Linked DNA regions of Homo sapiens: all the other regions are linked to region 2. A link is a contact called in ENCODE Hi-C or POLR2A ChIA-PET data. All regions are on one chromosome and are shown on one strand. Each heading gives the region's core, a stretch centred on a gene start or an enhancer-like site at or near the end of the contact. The rest is flanking DNA. Distances are from core to core; before and after follow the strand shown.

What was found. A loop is a pair of places that touch in the nucleus more often than their neighbours do. ChIA-PET counts read pairs that join two places held with the same protein, here RNA polymerase II (POLR2A). Pooled maps may share reads with other maps.
Region 1: a pooled map shows a loop between it and region 2 (3-fold over the local background). The contact joins the promoter of HMOX1 here to the promoter of MYH9-DT in region 2. A Hi-C loop is called at or near these places in 4 of 50 pooled maps. POLR2A ChIA-PET finds 5 or more read pairs at or near these places in 2 of 52 experiments (WTC11 and common myeloid progenitor, CD34-positive).
Region 3: a map with no recorded cell type shows a loop between it and region 2 (9-fold over the local background). The contact joins the promoter of LGALS1 here to the promoter of MYH9-DT in region 2. A Hi-C loop is called at or near these places in 2 of 37 single-sample maps with no recorded cell type and 7 of 50 pooled maps.

The regions. Positions count from the first base shown.
Region 1 is chr22:35,379,739-35,383,335 of GRCh38, forward strand. It overlaps HMOX1 (heme oxygenase 1), which reads left to right and starts at 1,358. Exons shown (of 5, transcript NM_002133.3): 1 at 1,358-1,458; 2 at 3,368-3,488. The coding sequence starts at 1,436. RefSeq lists silencers at 1,079-1,158, 1,459-1,628.
Region 2 is chr22:36,386,657-36,390,162 of GRCh38, forward strand. It overlaps MYH9-DT (MYH9 divergent transcript), which reads left to right and starts at 1,938. Exons shown (of 3, transcript NR_183573.1): 1 at 1,938-2,079. MYH9 (myosin heavy chain 9) reads right to left here and starts at 1,311. Exons shown (of 41, transcript NM_002473.6): 1 at 1,151-1,311. RefSeq lists silencers at 335-564, 845-924, 955-1,534 and an enhancer at 1,328-1,622.
Region 3 is chr22:37,673,899-37,677,236 of GRCh38, forward strand. LGALS1 (galectin 1) reads left to right here and starts at 1,738. Exons shown (of 4, transcript NM_002305.4): 1 at 1,738-1,813; 2 at 3,088-3,167. The coding sequence starts at 1,805. RefSeq lists silencers at 1,541-1,680, 3,201-3,338.

The DNA of each region.
Region 1 (3,597 bases), core at 108-2,607, 1.0 Mb before region 2:
TCTGTTGCCCAGGTTAGAATACAGTAGCGTGGTCACAGCTCACTCCAGCCTCTACATCCCAGGCTCAAGTGAACCTCCAGCCTCAGCCTCCCAAGTAGCTGGGACCACAGGCATGTGCCACCATGCCCAGCTAATTTATTTTATATTTTGTAGAGACAGGGTCTCCCTATGTTGCCCAGGCCAGTCTCGAACTCAAAGCAATCTTCCCACCTCGACTGGGCTCAAAGCGCTCTTCCCACCTCAACCTCCCAAAGTACTGGGACTACAGGTGTGAGCTACCATGCCAGGCCTGAAAGCCATCTTAAAAAAAAAATCTTAGAATGAGAATCACAGTATTGGGAAAGGACTGTATGAATCATCTGGTCCATTCGTTTTGTCCTCTGGGTTCACCCAGTGACCCTATTTCCCCCGAGTTCTAAGGAGTCCACCTCATGCAGAATTGATTCAATAGGCGATCAGCAAGGGCCAGCTCTGCTCTGGGCCCTGAGCAGGCACTGAGTATAAGTCAGACCTGAATGTGCCTGGAAGAGTGTCCCACGCATTCCAGCAGGGAAGCAGTTTGTATGACAGGTGTCCCAGTCCAGGCGGATACCAGGTGCTGCCAGAGTGTGGAGGAGGCAGGCGGGGACTTAGTCTCCTCCCTGGGTTTGGACACTGGCATCCTGCTTTATGTGTGACACCACTGCACCCCTCTGAGCCTCGGTTTCCCCATCTGTAAAATAGAAGCGATCTACCCTCACAGGTCAGTTGTAGGGATGAACCATGAAAATACTAGAGTCTCTGTTTTTTGACAGGAACTCAAAAAACAGATCCTAAATGTACATTTAAAGAGGGTGTGAGGAGGCAAGCAGTCAGCAGAGGATTCCAGCAGGTGACATTTTAGGGAGCTGGAGACAGCAGAGCCTGGGGTTGCTAAGTTCCTGATGTTGCCCACCAGGCTATTGCTCTGAGCAGCGCTGCCTCCCAGCTTTCTGGAACCTTCTGGGACGCCTGGGGTGCATCAAGTCCCAAGGGGACAGGGAGCAGAAGGGGGGGCTCTGGAAGGAGCAAAATCACACCCAGAGCCTGCAGCTTCTCAGATTTCCTTAAAGGTTTTGTGTGTGTGTGTGTGTGTGTGTGTGTGTGTATGTGTGTGTGTGTGTGTGTGTGTGTGTGTTTTCTCTAAAAGTCCTATGGCCAGACTTTGTTTCCCAAGGGTCATATGACTGCTCCTCTCCACCCCACACTGGCCCGGGGCGGGCTGGGCGCGGGCCCCTGCGGGTGTTGCAACGCCCGGCCAGAAAGTGGGCATCAGCTGTTCCGCCTGGCCCACGTGACCCGCCGAGCATAAATGTGACCGGCCGCGGCTCCGGCAGTCAACGCCTGCCTCCTCTCGAGCGTCCTCAGCGCAGCCGCCGCCCGCGGAGCCAGCACGAACGAGCCCAGCACCGGCCGGATGGAGCGTCCGCAACCCGACAGGCAAGCGCGGGGCGCGGGACGCGGGACGGGCGCCTTTCTCTCCCAACCCTGCTTGCGTCCTAGCCCCACCCCGGGACACTGCCACACAGCGACAGAGCCCAGGAGCCAGAAACTTGGGCTCTGGAGTCAGGAGGTGCGGGGTTCTGATCCTGCCTGTGCCCGTAGGGTAGTTGGAGGGAGGAACGGTAATTTACATGCCTGGCACCCTGGTATGCGGTTGGTGACCAAGATGGGAGTGTCCCTAGAGTATCCAGTCTTTGAGGTAGCCAATTTTTTTTTTAATCCTACTTTCGAGGTGTGTTTGGAGTTGCTCTCTGCTGAATCTAGATCTCTGGGGCTCTGCCAGCCTGGGGGAGCATGCTTGGTTCTCTTGGTGGCATCTGTCCCTCACTAGCTACGGAGGACCTGAGCCAGACATCACCCTGGCTGCGGTGTTCCATGTCTCACAGATAGCCCAGTTCAGGGAGGCGACATGCCCAAGAGTGCTCAGTTAGCTGGTGTCAGAACTGGGCCTTGAACCTTGGTCTGCCCACCTCCAGGTCTCACTCATTCCCTTCTTTCAATAATTTGTTAGTATTTTTTTTTTTAACTCCTGGGCTTAAGCATCCTCCCACCTCAGCCTCCAGAGTAGCTGGGACTTACAGACATGTGCCATTTCTCCTGAGACTTTGACCAGCTGTGTTGTAGAACAGGGAAGCAGGGCAGGAGAAAAGGGAAAAATGACAATTCTGTGGGGAGGCAGGGATACGGACCCATGACAGAAATACTCCCAGAAAGACTTTTTCTTTGACTAAAGCAGACTTTCTCAGGCTTTTTAACCCTGACGCCTTCATGATGAGCATAACATGATAGGGGGTCATGAGATTTGCATCTGGAACTTTAACAAAATAACTGAATTAAATATTGGGTCTAAAAGCCAATCAAAGCAATTACAAACTTGGAGATGCCGGTTCATGGGGCTGCTGCTTCTTCCTGGGTTATGCTGTACCTCCTCCTCCTCTCCACTGCGAACTACCTGTACCAGGATTTCCCCCTTGGTTTGGGGGACTGTATTATTTAGTGTTTTAATGACTGAAGAGTGTTTACAAAGCTGCGAGAGCCACCATGCCCAGCCTGAATTTGTTTTTTGTTTTTTGTTTTTTTGTTTTTTTGCTTTTTTGCTTTTCTTTTTTTGAGATGGAGTGTTGCTCTGTTGCCCAGGCTGGAGTGCAGTGGCGCGATCTCGGCTCACTGCAACCTCTGCCTCCTGGGTTCAAGCGATTCTCCTGCCTCAGCCTCCCAAGTAGTTGGGATTACAGGCGCCCACTACCATGCCCGGCTATTTTTTTTTTTTTTTTTGTATTTTTAGTAGAGATAGGGTTTCACCATGTTGGCCAGGCTGGGCTCAAACTCCTGGCCTCAGGTGATCTGCCCGCCTCAGCCTCCCAAAGTGCTAGGATTACAGGCGTGAGCCACCATGCCTGGCCCTTTTTTTCTTTTTTTTTCTTTTTTTGAGATGGAGTCTCTCTGTCACCAAGTCTGGAGTGCAGTGGTGTGATCTCAGCTCACTGCAACCTCTGCCTCCGGGATTCAAGCAATTACAGGCATAATTGCTGGGATTACAGGCACCTGCCACCATGCCCGGCTAATTTTTGTATTTTTAGTAGAGACGGGGTTTCACCATGTTTGCCAGGCTGGTCTCGAACTCCTGACCTCAGGTGATCCACCTGCCTTGGCCTCCCAAAGCGCTGGGATTACAGGCGTGAGCCACCGTGCCCAGCCACAAGGCTGCATCTTAAAGCGATTGAGAACGTGGCCTGAATGAGGATGGGAGTCTCTTGAAGGCCTGCCCACAGGTGGGAGGCTCAGCAGTTGGGAAGGACCCCACCCCCAGCCAGCTTTGTGTTCACCTTTCCCATTTCCTCCTCAGCATGCCCCAGGATTTGTCAGAGGCCCTGAAGGAGGCCACCAAGGAGGTGCACACCCAGGCAGAGAATGCTGAGTTCATGAGGAACTTTCAGAAGGGCCAGGTGACCCGAGACGGCTTCAAGGTATGTGGCTTGGTGGGACTAGCCCTGGTGGAGGGTGTGGCAGGTGTGGGTGGACCCAAGGCTCAGACCAGTGGTTTAAGTGGGGATGCTGAGGGACCAGATGGGCATG
Region 2 (3,506 bases), core at 688-3,187:
CCCAAGGAGTCTTCTCTCCACACCGGCTGGGTGGGGCCGTGCGCTCACCCTGCCCCCCACCACAGGACAGCCGGCAAGCTAGTGCTGGGGGTGCTGAGTCTCAGTTTGAAACAGCGGGGCTTCCCTGGAGAATGAGGGTGCCGCAGTCCTGTCTCCTGTGCGTGGCCCCAGAACAGGATGGGGTGAGGACCCCAGCACAGGGAAGCGGGTGCGTGGAGTGGAGAATAGAAAACTCCGATTTGGCTCAAACAGGAAAGATGCAATCGCCCAGGCCTGCTCGTAACGGCAGAGCTAGCTGCCCCCGCACCCCGCCCAGACGGGATGGCCCCTGGGTGCGGTGGAATCAGGTGCACGCCTGGGCGGCCCCGACGGCTGCTGCATTCCGGGCCTCCCTCCCCCGAGGATCAGAAGTCGGAGGTCGAGGGCTGGAGCAGGGACTGGGGGTGGCCCTTCCTGTCTCGCGCCCGGGTCCCCGCCGGGTCCCCCTTGTCCGGGCAGCCGCCGCACCTCCCCCGGGCCCTCCCCGACCAGTCCGACGGCAGCGGGCGAATGAGGAAGTCGGCCGCGGAGGCGGAAACCGGGCCGGGTGCAAGGTCTGCAGCGGGACGGTCCGACTCTGACTCAGGAGGACGCCCTGACAGCTGCCAAACGGTGCCCGCTGCCCGTTACCTCCGTGCCTCAGACGCCAGAAACTTCCACGGGAGCGGCTGCCCCGGGCTCCCAACCCGTGAGGCTGCGTCCCAGGGGCCGCGGCTCCCGGAAGGGGTTAAAAAGTTTGCCCGAGTCGGGCCTGGGCGAGGCGAGGGCGGGGCGCGTGCCCCAGCGGCTGGGGGAGGTCGGCTCCAGTGCCCAGTCCTGAGACCGCGCCGGGGGACACGGGGGGCGCCGGGGAGCGCCGGGTCCCGAGGCCGCCCCTGCACCCCTAGGCCTCGCTGCTGCCGGCGCCCTCCCCGAGCGCCCGCGTGGGGGTCCCGGTCCCCCTGGGAAGGATGCGGTGCCGGGCCCTGAGCCGCCGGCGTTCGCCCCCGCCCGCGCGGGTGGCGGGCCGCACTGAGCCCAAGAACCACCAGTCGGCCTGGCGGCAGCGCGTCTCGCCCCCGCCCGCCCGCCGCCGCCTGCCCGGGGCGGGACCGCGGTGGGGCTCGCTCACCTGAACCTGGATCTGCCCCGGGAACAGGCGCTGCTTCTCCCGAGAGGACTTTCTCGAGCGCTCGGGCGGCGGCCGGGTGGGGCGAGCGCACGAGGCGGGAGCTGCAGCAGGTCAGCCTTGCTTAGCCTTCCGTGCCCTGCCCAGGAACCGCGGTGATCTGCGCGCCTCACCGCACCCAGCTCGGCTCCTCGCCGCCTTCCCGCCCCGCCCTCGGAGCCGCGGGACCATTCCCAGCCGGGAGCCGGCTCCGGGGCGGAGCCTGGGGCACAATCCCGCCCCCTTCCTGCTACACCCACTGCAGGCCGCGCCTGGCCTTGATGGGCAGACGTATTGGCCTGTGGAAAGGGGGTGGGCGGAGCCTCTGCGGCCAGATGGGTGGGGATTCAACATCCTCTTTCCGCCCCACCTCCACCCGCTCCACCTTCCCCCGCGCTTCCTAGGCGGGAGCCCCGCCCTCTAGGGCGGGTCCAACGGACAGCCAGGTTCTAGGACAAGGATTGACACAGGGGGAATCCAATCAGGAGGCGGCGACTCGGGGCGCGGAGAGCTCCGGGCCGGGGTTTTGGTGCCTTGCCTGGGCCGGGGCGAGGCCCTGCGGGAGCCGACTGGGAAGGTCTGGAACTCTGACACCCCGCCCCGCGAGCTGTGCTCTCAGTCTCATGTCATCCCACCACAAGGACAGATATTAAGTACCATATATGGGAAAAATGCTATTTTACATAATTATGATCCCTGTGGGGGCGGGCATGGACTCAGCCCTGGATTCCATTGTGAGCGTCTTGAGTTCGATTCCTGACCCTGCCTCTTTAGGATCCGCACGTTGCTGCCTTTCAGCCTCCAAACCTTCGCTCTGGCCGTTCTCTCCACCTGGAATACCCTTCCGAGCCTCTCTTCACCTCCATGTCATTAACTCGCATACATCCTTTCAGGTACTTGTTACAAATTGCACTTTTTTTTTGTTACTGTCCACTACAAGAGGATAAAAAATGTTTTCATTTTTAAATGAAAAATCTTTTGATCCATTTGGAATTTATTTTTGGGGTAAGGAAGAAACCTAAGATAATTTTTGTAATAGCCACTTGTCCAAACACTGTTTTCTCCACTGATTTTAGTTGGCACCTTCATCGCCTATAGAACTATTATACTTGAAGCTGTTTCTGACTTGTATACATTGATCTCTCTGTGTGCACCTGTGCCAATCCCACCATGCTTTAATGAAGATACCTTTATAATACATTCTATATCTATGAGGGCAAATTTCTCATCATTACTCTTTCTTACTGGAATGTGCTTGCTATCATGACTATTCTTCCAAATTAACTTCAGAAAAAAGCTATGTTCTAAAGGCAAAAGAAAGCTGGGAAAAAAAGATTTTGCAACTCTGTGACAAATTACTATCAGCAATATATAAAGATCTCTTCCCAGTTGATAAGAAAAACCTCGGCCGGGCGCGTGGCTCATGCCTGTAATCCCAACATTTTGGGAGGCCGAGGCGGGCGGATCACCTGAGGTTGGGAGTTCAAGGGCAGCCTGACCAACGTGGAGAAACCCCGTCTCTACTAAAAATACAAAATAATTAGCCGGGCATGGTGGCCCATGCTTGTAATCCCAGTTACTCAGGAGGCTGAGGCAGGAGAATCGCTTGAACCCGGGAGGCGGAGGTTGCAGTGAGCAGAGATCGTACCACTGCACTCTAGCCTGGGCAACAAGAGCATAACTCCGCCTCAAAAAAAAAAAAAACAAAGAAAAAGAAAAAGAAAAACCTCAAAGACTCCAAAATAAAAATGGCCAAAAACAGGAACAGGTGATTTTAAAGAAGAATTATAAATGGCCAATAATTATTTTTAAAAAGCCATAAGAAATGCAAACAAAACAACATAAAATGCCATTTTCACCTAATTAAAAAAAAAATGCTCAATATTGGTCAGGTTTATAGATACAGATGAGAAAGTAAATTGATCAATTCTATCTGAGAATTCATCTTAAAAGACATTAGAAAAGTACACAGATATGAACTTTAAAGTTCTTTGCAGCCGGGCGCGGTGGCTCACGCCTGTAATCCCAGCACTTTGGGAGGCCGAGGCGGGCGGATCACGAGGTCAGGAGATCGAGACCATCCCGGCTAAAACGGTGAAACCCCGTCTCTACTAAAACTACAAAAAATAGCCGGGCGTAGTGGCGGGCGCCTGTAGTCCCAGCTACTTGGGAGGCTGAGGCAGGAGAATGGCGTGAACCCGAGAGGCGGAGCTTACAGTGAGCCGAGATCCCGCCACTGCACTCCAGCCTGGGCGACAGAGCGAGACTCCGTCTCAAAAAAAAAAAAAAAAAAAAAAAAAAAAAAGTTCTTTGCAACATT
Region 3 (3,338 bases), core at 488-2,987, 1.3 Mb after region 2:
CTTCTCCGCCTACCCTTCACGACCCACCTCCTTTACTCATGCAGCCGCCAGCCCACCATAGCACTTTCTCATGGCTTCCCTTACAGCCATCATCATCTACTTCTTTTTATTTTTATTTTTATTTTTTATTTTTTTTAATTGAGACTGAGTTTCACTCTTATTGCCCAGGCTGGAGTGCAATAGACTGATCTCGGATCACTGCAACCTCTGCCTCCTGGGTTCAAGCGATTCTCCTGCCTCAGCCTCAGGAGTAGCAGGGATTACAGGCATATGCCACCATGCCCAGCTAATTTTGTATTTTTAGTAGAGATGGGGTTTCTCCGTGTTGGTCAGGCTAGTCTCGAACTCCTAACCTTAGGTGATCCGCCCGCCTCGGCTTCCTAAAGAGCTGGGATTACCGGCGTGAGCCACTGCGCCCAGCCCATCATCTACTTCTTAACGTGGTTGTGGTCAGATTCCACCCCAACTATGCGCTCCTTGAGAGTGGGGACTGGGAGGGGTTCAGCTTTGAATCCTCAGAGCCCAGGGCCAGGTACATAGTAGGTGCTCAGTAAAATACCTGCTGAACACTCAGGGAAGGGAGGGCTGTGCCGGGCCTCAGAGGAGATGTTAAGAGAGCAGACAGGGTGGCCAGGCATGGTGGCTCACACCTGTAATCCCATTACTTTGGGAGGCTGAGGCGGGTGGATCAACTGAGGTCAGGAGTTTGAGACCAGCCTGGCCAACGTGGTGAAACCCCGTCTCTACTAAAAGTACATAAATTAGCCGGGTGTGGTGGTGGGGGCCTGTAGTCCCAGCTACTCGGGAGGCTGAGGCAGGAGAATCAGTTGAACCTGGGAGGCAGAGGTTGCAGTGAGCTGAGATCACGCCACTGCACTCCAGCCTGGGCGACAGAGCGAGACTCCATCTCAAAAATAAATATATAAATAAATAAAAATAAAAAAGAGAAAGGACAGGGTGCACAGAGCCAGGACCCCACCCCCTCCTGGTCTGGACCACCCTGGGCCATCTCCTAAGCTTGACACTCTCAGGCCTGAGGCTGTCAGGCCAGGGCGCTTTGACTATCCCCTGCCTGCCCCTGAACGCGGCCAAGCCCGAGGCCTTAGCCAAGCCCTGCAGCCTCAGGCTTGGCGCCCGGCCCAGCCTTTCTTTAGCCTTCCCGAGGAGCCAGCGAGAGAGCGCTGCAGCAGCCGCAGTCCTTGCTTCCGGGGAAGGCCCGGGTGGGGCCAGGGCCTGTGGTTAAGTCAGTGGCCCTCTGCAGACGCGCACGCAGCAGGAGCCACGCCCTGGTCCCTGCCCGGGAGTGGCCTGGTCTCCCCCAGCTCTGATTCCCTGAAGGACCCTGCACCTCCTCAGCCATCTTCTCTGGGCACCCCCTGAGCCCAGCCTGCTGGCCACAGGCCCCTTCCCGCCAACTTGTGGGCCTAGCTCATCATCAAACTATTTTCCACTGGCTTCCCCCAATCTCTGCCACAGCACAATTTTGGTGGGGAGGTGGAGAGGGATGAAGGAGAATAGGAGGTGGAGCTTGGACTCTGGCCGGGGGCGGCGGGGTGAGGGGGGGCAGCAGCTCGCCACTCTGATTGGTCACCTCTGCTCCAAAACTGGCTTCAAAATTCCACGGACTCCGCCCCCAGTGGCCCCCAGCCCTATCCTGACTTGCAATTGGCTGAACTTTCAGGGGGCGGGGCTCACCCGGTCCGGTCCAGTTAAAAGGGTGGGAGCGTCCGGGGGCCCATCTCTCTCGGGTGGAGTCTTCTGACAGCTGGTGCGCCTGCCCGGGAACATCCTCCTGGACTCAATCATGGCTTGTGTGAGTGTGGGGACCCCCCCCCAAGGTCCAGGGGATAGGGCAGGAACTGATGGCCAGAGGAGAGCTGGGCAGATCGGGAGCAGATTCTAGCCCCAGCTGTGTGGCCTGGAACCAGTGCCTTCTCTTTTCTGGACCTCAGTGGCCACATCTGTAAAATGGGGGTGGGCGCCATGGTCCCTCAAGGCCTTCTCTGCATTGATAATTGTCTGGATTCCTCCAGGGTCTGAAAGCACAGTTATTTCTGCCCAGGGTTGACATTCTGCAGCTCTCTGAGAAGTGAGCGTGGGAAGGGTGTGGCCAACTGGGGGACACCCAGGCCACTATCCCTTTCCCCCTCCTCCACCCCAAAGAGCCTCCTGTCCCCTCCCCCCTGCAGCTGTCCCGGTCACCAGGCCAGGGCAGAGTTACCCTCTGCTCCAGAGAACGCTGAAAAGTTGCCAGGACCCGAGACAAGCTGCCCAGGATGGGCCCTTCTAGGTCGGGGGTGGAGGGTGGTTGTGTCCAGGCTGGTGGCGGGGGGGGCGGGGGAAATTCCCTTCCACCACCCCCAAGCTGGGAGGTTGGGGTGGCAGGGAGGTGAGAATCTTCCTCGGGCCCCAGGGAAAGGGTTCAAGTTTCTGGCAGAAGAAACCACTCAAACCAGTTAACTCTTGCCCACCCACTCGGGGTGCCAGGGAACAGCAGTGCCCAGCAGTTTGCTCAATCTTGTTAACCCTGAGCCAGCCCAGCCACAGCCCGACTGCAGGGCTATTCTCCCTAATGCAGAGAGGCCGTGTTTTTCAGGGTCTCCTCTCTAGCCCCTGGGCCTCTTTGCAGAGAGGGGCTTGAAGGAGAATAGTGGGGTCGCCCGCCCCTAGCCACTTCCTCTCCAGCAGAGGGGCCGGCCCCTCCATTCAGTGTGACGGTGGGCCAAGTGTCGGCCCCTCCCCAGCCTGATCCTCTCCATCTGCGATGGGACAGAGCACCCCATCTCCCAAGTCACTCTTGAGTCCAAAATTCCCAAGCCAATCTGCAAAATCTTCTAGAGCCTGTCTTCTAGAACCTTCACGTTACAGACTGAAGCCAACCCCGGTGGGAATAGGGACTTTCCCAGGACCACATAGACAATCGGAGGCTGGAAATTACAGCTCAATCCTTTCCCCAGGCTTCCCCTTGGCTTGGTCAGAGGATGCCGGGCGGGAACAACCCCACTCCCACCCCCAGCCACCCCCGGACACTTCGAGCAGTGGAGGCCTTGTCCTCTAACCCGGCTGGGCCGGGGCTTGTCTGTGCAGGGTCTGGTCGCCAGCAACCTGAATCTCAAACCTGGAGAGTGCCTTCGAGTGCGAGGCGAGGTGGCTCCTGACGCTAAGAGGTGAGAAGTGAAGTCGGGGTGGTGGGCGGCAGGGACGGGCTTGGTCCAGCAGGGAGGGCGTGGCCGGCCAAGCCCACATCTCCTCCCTGGCCGGGAGCGGGTTAACGGCCAGCCGCCGATGCTGCGTTTTCTGGGTGACTCACTTCCCCCGCAGGGTCTGGGCGCCCCCAC